Regions from separate parts of the Homo sapiens genome. Here region 1 is linked to region 2. Evidence: read pairs that join two places in POLR2A ChIA-PET (ENCODE). Cell type or tissue: PC-9. All regions are shown on one strand. Links, peaks and the distances in the headings refer to the core of each region. The heading gives the core; the rest is flanking DNA.

The links. ChIA-PET counts read pairs that join two places held together with the same protein. Peaks named below come from ENCODE experiments on the same cell type or tissue, not always from the same donor. Only the 100,000 strongest peaks of a DNase experiment are listed, where the experiment ranks them.
Region 1: POLR2A ChIA-PET joins it to region 2 with 5 read pairs; 2 of 35 experiments call an interaction of 5 or more read pairs at or near these places.

Annotation. Positions count from the first base shown.
Region 1 is chr17:9,195,272-9,199,271 of GRCh38, forward strand. All of the region lies in intron 5 of NTN1 (netrin 1), which reads left to right. Among named protein-coding and RNA genes, the nearest start is that of NTN1, 180 kb to the left of the region's middle. RefSeq lists an enhancer at 615-1,536. In PC-9, for the core only: no CTCF peak of the experiment used is centred there; DNase peaks (open chromatin) are centred at 1,250 and 2,020.
Region 2 is chr17:9,005,161-9,013,327 of GRCh38, forward strand. It overlaps a transcript of NTN1 not described here. Among named protein-coding and RNA genes, the nearest start is that of NTN1, 12 kb to the right of the region's middle. In PC-9, for the core only: no CTCF peak of the experiment used is centred there; no DNase peak of the experiment used is centred there.

The sequences.
Region 1 (4,000 bases), core at 1-4,000, 190 kb after region 2:
GCCCCATTGTTCCCCTGTCTCTGGGCCTTTGCAGGTGGAGCTGCCACCAGCCTCGAGGAGGATAAAGGGATGAGCTGGGAGGCCAGAGGAGCAAGTGGGGGCGGAATATTTAGCCCTTCTTGGGAGCTCTTCCCACTGGGGGATCAAGGAGCATGGCTGATGGGAACGGGACAAGTGACAGGTGTCAGGGAGAGAGAGGATGGGAGTCCTTGGACCCACCTCCATGTCACACAGCTGTCACAGCGACCTTGCTGGCAGAGGCTGGCAGGGGTGGGGCAGTGCAGGCTGTGGAGCTAGGCTGAGGCAGGGGTGGATGCAGAGAACCCCCAGGTGGCCCAGGCTCAGAGCTCGGCCTGAAACCCCTTGCAGATTCCTGTACAGGTCCTGGGCTGTGGTGGGAGGGGACTTGTAGCAACTGGGTCACACCTGGCCTGAGGCCCTCAGCGTACAGACTCTCCTGCCCCTATTGCAGCGGGCTCGCCTGGCAGAATCTTCACAGCCACTGAACTGGGGTGAGGAAAGCCCCCCTCCAGCCCCAGAGCAGGACCCACAGTGGTCCCTCTAATTACTTAAATACCCTGCCAGATCTAAAACTGCTCCAGACTTAAAGAAATAATAACAACCATCACTGCAATCCTTTACTGGAGATCATGGGTTTTGAGTATTTCACCCCACTCTAGCTAAAGCATTCTGCAAGCCATTTGTTAGTCCTGGAGCCAGTCTTCTCGGTGAAATGAAGGAGCTGGGCTAAAGGATACATTTGGCCCCTTCTCAGCTCAAAATCGCTGGGGCCTGGGAAGGCCTGCTTTGGAGGCCACTTTGGCCACCAGACCCCATCTGCTGTCCTCCCCTGTGCTGCCAGCAGCTGGGCAGGGCCTGGGGTGCAGAGCCAGCCTCGTGTTCTGGGGCACAGCACCCGGGCAATGGGGGGCTGCCTGGGAGGTTCTTTCAGGGCTGTGTTGAAGAAATTGTGGGGAATTTGCACCAAGGAGGGTGCTCAACCCTAGGGTAGGAAAGAAAAGAGGAGAATGGATTGGTGGGGACATTGTTTAGGCAGTCGCCAGGCAGCCTTGCTCTTGTGGACATAGACCCTCAGAGTTGGAAGGAGCAGCACAGTGGTGGTGTGGCAGGGAGGCTACCAGCTGCCGCCTCCTGTGGCTGTCGTGATTATGCTCAGACTGTCCCCAGCCCCACCTCCTGCTGAGCAGGATTTTCCTCTCGGCAGCTCTCTCCCTCTGCTCCTAAAGCTGTTTGTGCGGCCACACAATGCAAGTCTCCTGCCTCTGCCCTGGGGCATGGTTCATGGACCTTGTCTTTGCCATCCAGGGCAGGGCTTCAGGCTTCAGTAAGGGCAGTAGATTGGTGTCTAGGAGGGAGGCGGCCAGTGGGGCATTGCCCCTCCCCATTCCCCCCTCCAGAGAGGTCAGTGCCTTCCTAGAGAAGAGTGTGACAAGTGTCATTTGCACAGTTTTGTGGTCTCTGCTTGAGTACAGTGTATTGTGGGATTAAGGAAAGGAGAAAGCCTTCTATTTGTAGAGATCAGGAATGAAGCAGAGATCTGAAATTATTTGCACAGAGAGGCATGTGAAACTTGGTGGTGTTGGAGCCGGCTCACACCTGTTCACACCTGCTCCCACTGGCTCACGAGGGCCGACTGTGCATCTCTTCCCAATTCTGCATTCAGGGTGTCCTGCTGGGAGTTTGAAATTGGCCATGGTGGGAATATTTACACTTCGGAAGTTGACAAATGGTAAAATCAAAGCATTTTTTTTTTTTAGTTCCCCAGAGAGCCAGTTGTCAGACATTCCTCAGCACAGCATTGTCCAAAAGGCATCCTGAGAGTGAAATTCAGGCTCTCAATACCAGAAGGAACCTAGAGATAGGTCATCCGATCGGGCCTGCACATCTGACAGATGGGGAGACTGAGGCCCAGAGGAGGACAGTGGCTTGTCTTAGGTCATGCAGTGAGTCAATGGCAGAACCGGTATTTCCACTTTACCACGGTCCTTCAAGTAGACCATCCTTTCAAGCAGGAAGCTATGGAGTGACACAGAGGCTTAGCAAAGCTTCCTCCTCCTGAAGAGGGATTAGAAATTCATGACGTGGGCCAGGCGTGGTGGCTCACACCTGTAATCCCAGCACTTTGGGAGGCCAAGGTGGGCAGATCATCTGAGGTCAGGAGTTCGAGACCAGCCTGGCCAACATGGCGAAACCCTGTCTCTACTAAAAATATAAAAAATTAGCCAGGCGTGGTGGAGGGCACCTGTAGTCCCAGCTACTTGGGAGGCTGAGGCACGAGAAACACTTGAACAGAGGAGGTGGAGGTTGCAGTGAGCTGAGATCACAGCACTGCACTCCGGCCTGGGTGACAGAGCAAGACTCTGTCCAAAAAAAAAAAAAAAGAAGGAAGAAAAAGAAAAGAAATTCATGGAAGGGGAAATGGGTTTTAGAGAAGACTGCTTCAAGATTTTCTTCAGGCTGAAGCTGGGCTAGGCATCTACCAGCCTCCCTCTTCCCCTGCCCTAGTCTCCTGGACCAGCCTTCCTTCTGTCCTACGAGGCCACCTCCTTCAGCCCAAGGATTAGGAAGTTGCACTTCAGCATCTAAAAATCTTCCCATGGTCCAAGATACCTTCACAGTAGCTTCTATCTTCACCAGAGAAGCCTCCAAGAAGGTGGTGACCTTTTGGGATTGTCCTGGACTTACCCTTCCCTCTTCTTCTTTGAGGCTAGTTGATGGCTGTGGGTGGGATGCCAGCCATCCACCCAGGTTATCGGGGCCCTGCTGTCTTTGGCTTTAATTCTCCCCAGAACCTCAGGGGGCCCGAGACAGGGATTCTTGTGTGGGTGATTTATTGAGGGGGTGCTTTCAGGAGAAACCAGTAAGGGCATGAGGGAAGCACGAGAGTGCAGGGGAAGAAACTGGGAAAACACAAGGCTGCAGTGGAAGTCTAGCCTCAGCCTGATCACGCGGGAGCTTGGGAATCATATCCAAGAAGTTGTCATATTTACAGGCAAAAGGGCTGGGCAGTGATACCTGCCCAAGTCAGTCAGCCATTGGCTATGTTACATGGGCAAGGGCACCTATAACCTCCCGGATATCTCCAGGGAAAGCAGTGTCCATCCGTCAAGGGCAAACATTCAGAGAAGGGTGCAAGTGTGAGCTGCGTGCAGCTGGGTGCACAGGTCCAGTCAAGGGGCTCTGGGCGGGGCTCCAGCCACCTCTGCTATACTTGGTAGGTGATTTGGTGGGAAGGGAAGTTTTACTGGAATCTGGGGACCATCTGTGGGTTTCTGTTTTGTCCACTCTCCAAGAGCCCTACACTGTAGAAAAACCTGGTGGTTATTCTCTGAGGTCCCATGTCCTCCCTCCTGTGTCCAGCTGGTCTCAGTAATGACAGTCTTACTGATATCTCTCACATCTCTTCTCTAGAAGACCAGAGACCAAGGGGAACTGGAGCGAGAGAATCACAGCCCAGGAGTTCAGGCTCAGCTGTGGATCCTACAGATCCCTAAGTACTGTATCTGACCTTTTGCTGGGAAGATCACATGTAGACCTCCCAGAGAGACTTCCAAAACAGCTCTGACAGACAAAGGACTAACCGCTTTCACCTACGAGGGAGGCCATATGTGTGGGAGGCACCATTGAGCTCCATTCCTGGTACCCACTACCAGCTCCTGTTAGAAGCTGGGGAACAGTGACTTGGGCCCCTTGGGACAAGATAACAGGCATACCACCACGGCTGCACCCACTATTGTCCTAATTCAAACTCTTTCTCTACTTCTCACAACCCTGTATTGGTCAGGGAAGATTATGTGCTGTAACAAACAGCTCAGATAGTATAGTCCAGCTATTTCTTTTTCTTTCTTTCTTTTTGTTTGTTTGTTTGAGACAGTGTTTCGCTCTTGTTGCCCAGGCTGGAGTGCAGTGGCACAATCTCGGCTCATTGCAACCTCCGCTTCCTGGGTTCAAGCAATTCTCCTGCCTCAGCCTCCCAAGT
Region 2 (8,167 bases), core at 1,802-5,801:
CTCCCAGATTTTCTCTCAGGCTGCCTCCACCCACCCCTTGTGGCTTTCGGGTTCTGATATCCAGCTGTCCTTGAAATCACGCTTTCTAAGAGTTGGAAACATCCTTCCACAGATTCTAGAGCCATTATACAGATAGTGATATTGAGGCCTAAAGTGACTTGCAGTTGTCACCCAGCTAATTAGAGGGCTTGAGCCAGAATGGATTTCATGGCAAACAGTGAATCTCGGACTCTGGGCATCAGACTTCCAACCGCCCCCACCCCGACCCAACACACACACACATACACACACACCCTCCCTCCTCCTCCCCACCGCTGCCCCACAGCTTCCCTACGTCTGGGGAGGGGCCCAGAAGGCTGCATTTTAAACAAGCATCCTGAAGCATGTTGATGCAGGTGGTATAAGGACCATATTTAGGGGAATGCAGCCCAAATCAGGTTCTTTACCTAGCAGGCCCTTCTCTCCCAGGACCATGGGCTTTGCTTGTTCTATGTGCGTCACATATGATCTGCAGAACAGTCTTTTCGGTGTCCTCCCAGACTGGAGGCCATAGTGGGTGAGGTCTATTTCTAGGAGATGCTCCAGTATCCTCCAGAATGTGCAGCCAATGAGGGAGCGGCAGGGGGTGAACTGTGCACCCAGCCAGATGAGGAGAGGCCAGAGTGCACCGCAGGCTGCCTGGATGTTGAGTCCCCAAACCCAGGGGCCTTCTCTTACCAATGTGCTTTCACAGCTGGACCTAACACTGCACACTGCAGGCCCCACACAGACAGTACAAATGTGCCCAGAGGCCCCCCTTGGCAAGGCAAATCTGCCCACGCCAGGGACAGAGCAGCCGGCCATAGGGGGACCCATGCCAGCAATAACCCAGGTGTGAGCTGTGGCCCAGAATGCCAGCACCTGCCCCTTCAGCATGCTGGGGTTTGGAGGTGTGAAGTGGGCGGTGGAGGGGCAAAGAGAAGGCCTGGAAAAGTGGAAGAAAGTGGGTAGGGGGAGGAGAAGCCATCAGGTACGGGGGTGGTGGGTAGTGGGGGGGACAAGTCCCTATTTATGTAAGCCATTTGTAGCTGCGAATTGTAAAACTGGGCAGGCTTCTCTGGAGTAATTCATAGTGTTTGGACAAGACAAACATTGTTCTGCTTTAAACAAACCTCCAGAAAGGTCAGCTTGGTTCATCCCTTTGCTGCGAGTCGCTGAGACTATCCAGATGATGAGAAAATCAGATCTTCGCTGAGGGGGCCCAGGCAGGAGGTGGTGGACTCCTGAGCCCTTTGGATGCTGAGCGAGGACACCCAGTGCAGGGAGGGGCCTTGGCTCTGTTGAAAAGGCTGGACTCCCAATCCGGAGCCAGGAGATGTGAGGTGTGTGTGTGCACATCACAGATTGTGAGATTTTGATGATGGCAAGGACATCATCCACATTCTAGGGCCAAGCCAACATGACGTGCAACATGAATCTTCTTTATGTGGAAGAAGAATTGATGGGAAATGAAGGTTCATGGATGCAGAACCAAATTAACCCAACTAATGCTATGCCCAGATATGGCCCTGGACACCAAGAAATCCATGTTCCTTGCATATGGATGCCCTGGTAGGGCCCTTCTGTGTTCATTTAGCAAACATTTTTGAGTGATCACAATGTGTCAAGTTTTGTGCTGGGTACTCAGGGTTACAGTAGGGAACAAGAAAGATATATTAGTAGCACCCACTCTTGGGGCCTATAGTTCTGGGTTATCCTCTCCTTCCCTGTCTTCCCTAAGAAGAGAAGCTGTTCACAATTTCACTTCCAGCTTCTCCACCGCCATCATGGCCTCACCAAGCCCCCTGGCCAAGACCCAGCATACCAGCTCCCTCCACGGGGCCTGACAGTAAGTGCTCAAGAAATGCTAGCCGCCATGGTTATAATTACGAGTACAATTGTGATTACGAGACTCCATTGTTTTCTTTTCTTTTCTTTTTTCTCTCTCTTTCTTTCTTTCTCTTTTTTCTTTCTTCCTTTCCTTTCTTTCCTTCCTTCTCTCTCTTCCCTTTCTTTCTTCCTTCCTTTTTCTTCCTTTCTTTCTCTCTGTTTCTTTTCTTTCTTTCCTTCCTTCCTTCTCTTTCTCTCTTTCTTTTCTTTCATCCCTTCCTTCCTTCTTTCTTTCTTTCCCTTCTTTTCCTTTCTTTCTTCCTTTTTTCTTTCTTTCTCTTTCTCTCTCTCTTTTCTTTCTTTCCTTCCTTCCTTGTCTTTCTCTCTTTCTCTCTTCTTTTCTTCTCTCTTTCTTTTTCTTTCTTCCCTTCCTTCCTTTCTTCCCTTCCTTCCTTCTCTTTCTTTCATTCATTCATTCTTTCTTTCTCTTTATCTTTCTTTCTTTTTTCTTTCTTCCTTCCCTCCCTCCCTTCCTTCCTTCCTTTCTTTTCTTTTATTTCTTTTCTTTCTTCCTTCCCTCCCTTCCTACCTTCCTTCCTTCCTTCTCCTTCCTTCCTTCCTTTCTTTCTTTTCTTTCTTCCTTCCCTCCCTTCCTTCCTTCCCTCCTTCTCCTTTCTTCCTTCCTTCCTTTCTTCCTTTCTTCCCTCCTTTCTTTCTTTCTTGCTTGCTTGCTTGCTTTTAGAGATGGGGTCTCCTTCTGTCACCCAGGCTGGAGTACAGTGGCATGATCATGCCTCATTGTAACCTCCAACTCCTGGGCTCAAGCTATCCTCCCACCTCAGCCTTCCAAGTAGCAGGGACCACAGGTGCAAGCCACAATGCCTGCAAATAATTTATTATTATTCTTATTATTTTTGTAGAGATAGGATTTTGCTGTGTTGTCCAGGCTGGTCTCAAACTCCTGGCCTCAAGTGTCCTCCCACCTCGGCTCCCCAAAGTACTGGAATGGCAGGTGTGAGCCAATGCACTTGACTTAGACTCTGTTCTTGAGTGATCTATCTGACCCTGAGCTGAAGTGGATACTTTGTATTGATATTTACTATTCATTCTCATTGTCTTATTATTAATGGCTTATTAACAATACATTATTGATGCTCATTAACACTAAAGCCCAGTGTCTCTGTGGTGCCAGTCATCACTGTCCTGTACATGATCTCTGTTTGCCCTGTAGTAAGCTTGGTGATGGCAGTATCACTGGATTTGCTGGTTCTAGGCAACTTTTTAATTTAAGTTAATTAATTAATTAGTTTATTTATTTATTTATTTTTGAGATGGAGTCCCACTCTGTCCCCCAGGCTGGAGTGCAGTGGTGCGATTTCAGCTCACTGCAACCTCGGCCTCCTGGGTTCAAGTGATTCTCCTGCCTCAGCCTCCCCCAGTAGCTGGGGTTACAGGCATGTGTCACCACGCCCAGCTGATATTTTTTGTATTTTCAGTAGAGACAGGGTTTCACCGTGTTGGCCAGGCTGGTCTCGAACTCCTGACCTCAAATGATTGGCCCACCTCAGCCTCCCAAAGTGCTGGGATTACAGGCATGAGCCACTGTGCACCCAGCAGTCTATGCAACTTTATGAAAATTGTTTAGGGCTTTGGACACTTTAGGGTCTTCTGCATATGGTTTTTTACTCAATACTCCTGATATCCATGGAAGGAAGAGAGGGCGGGAGAACAAGGAAGGAAGATTACTATCCACATTTTTCAGAAGAGGAAGTTGATACTTACAGAGGTGAAGTGATTTGCCCAGCATCACGGAGATGTTAACGGAGGGGACTATGTCTGACTAGGGTACAATCCAAACCCCAGCTCTACTAAAAATACAAAAATTAGCTGGGCATGGTGGTGGATGCCTGTAGTCCCAGCTACCTGGGAGGCTGAGGCAGGAGAATCACTTGAACCCAGGAGGCGGAGGTTGCAGTGAGCTGAGATCGCACCATTGCACTCCAGCCAGGGTGACAGAGTAAGACTCCATCTCAAAACAAGACAAAACAAAAACAAAACAAAACAAAAAAAGCTCTGTCTTGGGACTTTTGCACATGCCATTCCCTCTGCCTGAATGTACACTTCCCCCAAATAACATCTGTCCCCAGAGCTTCCTTCCTCACTTCACTCATTCTGCTCTACTGGGTCCTTCTTAGGGAGTCCTTCCCCAAGTACCTGCTTGAAATCCAAACAGTCCTCTTGGGCCTGCATCACCCTGCTGACCACCCATGGAGCTCCCTGCAAGCAGACCTGGAAACCAGCGCTCTCTGGGCGACCCCATAAAGCAGGTGCTTGGCCAGAGGCTAGGAAGTGGCTCCCTGGGCGAGGTCATGTCCTTCCCACCTTCTGCGTAGTTTCTGGCATTATTCTGGGGGCTGGCATGGTGATGCTCCTGCCTGATATCAGCATCCACAGGTGAGGGGGACATTCCTTCCTTCCCCACCAAATCTTAGTTTCCTTTGCCATCTTATTATGGTTGAATAATCCATGCACTTAACCATTCTGTTTGGAATCAATGATCCATGTCTGTTTTCATCCTTGGAGTTAAATCCTCTAAATTTTCTTTCTGTGTGATATATAAACCAGCAATACCTCATTTTACTGACATTTGGGGGAAATAAGCTGTTCTACATAATTGGTTTTTGCAGTTAACAGTAGCTTACTCCTTGAAGCATAGAAACTTTTTATGGAATCATATTTCATGAAAAACATTTTTCCATCAAAATCATGACTTTTTTCCCCCGCCTAAGTTAGCGGAATTGAATACAGCAGGTGTTCCCTAGGTGTGGCTGAATGAGTGGCCCCCAACCCGTTTTGATGACTCACAGCCATCTCTGGAAACAGCAGCTCCTGGGCAATTTGCTCAACCTCCCTGACGTCAGTTTCCTCACTCGTAATCTGGGGAACTTTGGATGAGATACTCTCTAAGGGCCGCCTCTGTCCTTCTCTAACTCTGCTGGGCTCTCATACAGTAAAGCCCTTGGGAATTTTTGGTGGTTGCAGGACCAGTCTTGCCTCCCTGAATGGTGGCTGGGATAGGATTCTACTGTCAGCTGTCACTTCTCAGTGCATCCATGTTCAGCAGTCACCATGTCCCCAAGGATCTTAAGCTGTGGCTCTCCAGTCCCCTGGAAGAACAGAAGATGTCTGACCTAAGGTTATAAAGTCTTGTAAATGAAGAACTCCTGGGGTCCCTGCAGACTGAAGTCCCCTGTGTCTTGGCTACTGTTCTCTCAAATGCCCAGGAGGCTATTCACTTACTTCTGGACTGTGATCTGGGTTGTAACGGGTGCTGCAACCGTGGCCTCTAGAGAAGAGGTTTACAATACCTTAATACAAACAGCAAGCACTTGGCAAGCTTCTGTTGACTGCTCTGAACTCAGTGTTGTGGGGAGGGAAGGAGCAGTGAGATGTGGTCACTTCCCGTAAGAAGAAAACCCAAAGGAAGACTTCATGAATGTTTTAAGACCAGCGTGTTAGTGGTCTCTCATTTTGTTCCTTTCATTTGCCCCAAGCATGTCTTTTAAGATTTGAAGAAGACTCTTAATTCTGGCATTTCTGAGATTTGCTGGGATATTAGTTTCCTGCGGCTGCTGTAACAAATTCCCACAAATGGTTGCTTAAAACAACAGAAATTTATTCTCTCACAGTTCTGGAGGCCAGAAGTCTGAAATTGGTATCAATGGGTTGCAATTAAGGGCTGTAGGGCAGCGGTCCTCAACCTTTTTGGGACCAAGGACCAGTTTTGTGGAAGACAGTTTTTCCATGGGCGTGGGGGTAGGGGATAGTTTTGGGATGATCCAAGCGCATTACATTTATTGTGCACTTTATTTCTATTATTATTACATGGTAATGTGTAATGAGATAATTATACAATTCACCATCATGTAGAATCAGTGTGAGGCTTCAGCTTGTTTTTTTGCAACTAGATGGTCCTATCTGGGGGTGATGGGAGACAGTGACAGATCATCAAGACTTAGGGCCTTATAAGGAATGTGCAGCCTAGATCCTTCTCATGTGCAGTTCTCAACAGCATTCTTGCTTCTGTGAGAATCTAACGCAGCTGAAGATCTGACAGGAGGCAGAGCTCAGGTGGTAATGCGAGCGATGGGGAGTGGTTGTAAATACAGACGAAGCTTAGCTGCCTTGCCCTTGCTCAAGCTGCTCATGTCCTGCTGTGTGGCCTCGTTCCTAACAGGCCACAGACTAGTGGTAGTTCCTGGTCTGGGGGTTAGGGACCCCCGCTGTAGGGAAGGATCCTTTCCTTGCCCTTCAGCTTCTCATGGCTGCTGGTATCCCTTGGCTTGTGGCTGCATGGCTCCAATCTCTGCCTCTGTCTCACGCAGCTTTATCCTCTTCTGTCTTGTCAGATTTCCCTCTGCCTGTCTCTTGTAAGGATAACTATGATTACATTTAGAGTCCATCCCGATATGCCATAACAATTTCTCCATCTCAAGACCCTTAATCACGTCAGCAAAGACCCTTTTACACCCATATAAGGTAACATTCACTGGTTCCAGGGATTACAGATATGGATATCTTTTGGGGGGGCATTTTTTTTGAGACGGAGCCTGGCTCTGTAGCCAGGCTGGAGTGCAGTGGCACGATCTCAGTTCACTGCAACCTCTGCCTCCCAGGTTCAAGTGATTCTCCTGCCTCAGCCTCCTGAGTAGTTGCGAATACAGGTGCGCACCACCATGCCCAGCTAATTTTTGTATTTTTGGTAGAGATGGGGTTTCACCATGTTGGCCAGGATGGTCTCGATCTCTTGACCTCGTGATCCACCCACCTCGGCCCCCCAGAGTGCTGAGATTACAGGTGTGAGACACTGCGCCTGGCCCTGGGGGGCTTTTTTAGCTCACCGCACAGAGCTGGTCACCACTTTAACTGTCCATAATTCTGTGGTCTTTAGTCAATTAATTTGTAGTGCACTCCTATTTTGTGCCAGGCAGTCTGTTAAACCCTGGGGATTCTGAGGGAAAAGAATAGTTCCTTCCTCAGACGCTATGAAAATCAGAGCTATGTGGAAAAGAAGGAATCTGGGCCTTAAAGGTATCTAAGATGGATCTTGATGAGCTCAAATTCCCCATCAAAGTCTGCAAGGCCCTGCTTGGTCTAGCTCTCAGCCTCCCCTCTGAGCTCATCCCTACCACTCCCCATCTCATTACTTAAACAAGCTCTGGGCCAGGCGCAGCAGCTCACGCCTGTAATCCCAGCACTTTGGGAGGCCGAGGTGGGTGGATCACCTGAGGTCAGGAGTTCGAGACCAGCCTGGCCAACATGGTAAAACCCATCTCTACTAAAAGTACAAAAATTAGCTGGGCGTGGTGGCGGATGCCTGTAGTCCCAGCTACTTGGGAGGCTGAGGCAGGAGAATCACTTGAACCCGGGAGGCGGAGGTTGCAGTGAGCTGAGATCGCACCACTGCACTCCAGCCAGGGTGACAGAGTAAGACTCCATCTCAAAACAAAACAAAACAAAAACAAAACAAAAAAAAAAAAACAAGCTCTGTCTTGGGACTTTTGCACGTGCCGTTCCCTCTGCCTGAATGTACCCTTCCCCCAAATAACATCTGTCCCCAGAGCTTCCTTCCTCACTTCACTCATTCTGCTCTACTGGATCCTTCTTAGGGAGTCCTTCCCCAAGTACCTGCTTAAAATCCACCTCCCCTCCTGGCACGTCCTGTTCCCTCCCCTGCTTTGTTTGTGCTTCTGATGTACCACAGTGGAGTTGCTATTGTCTGGGTCAGCTCAGCCACCACAAGGATGTTGAGATGTGATAACTAGAAGTTGTCAGAAGATCCTAAACGCATCCTGTTTCATTTCCAATTCTCTTCCTGAGAATGTAGTTTGCTTTTTATTTTCTTTTACTTTTCTTAGTAGCACATTGGGCTTAATTTCAAGTAAATCAGAATGGGGGTGGGATGGCTCTTTAAAGGGGGATGTATACATTCTAGGAGCCATTTTTTGGTTGTCATAATGACTGGTGTATGGTGTGTGTGTTGTGTGTGTCAGGGGTGGGTGGAACTTGCTGGCATTTAGTGGACAGGGGTCAGGGATGCTAAGTGTCCTGTGGTAGCCAGGTCTGTTCTGCCCAGGGAAGAATCTTCCTACCACAATGCCAATACCACCTCTACAGAGAAACACTCTTTTTTTCTTTTTTCTTTTTCTTTTTTTTTTTTTTTTTGAGACAGAGTTTCACTCTTGTCACCCAGGCTGGAGTGCAATGGTGCAATCTCGGCTCACTGCAACCTCCGCCTCCCAGGTTCAAGCGATTCTCC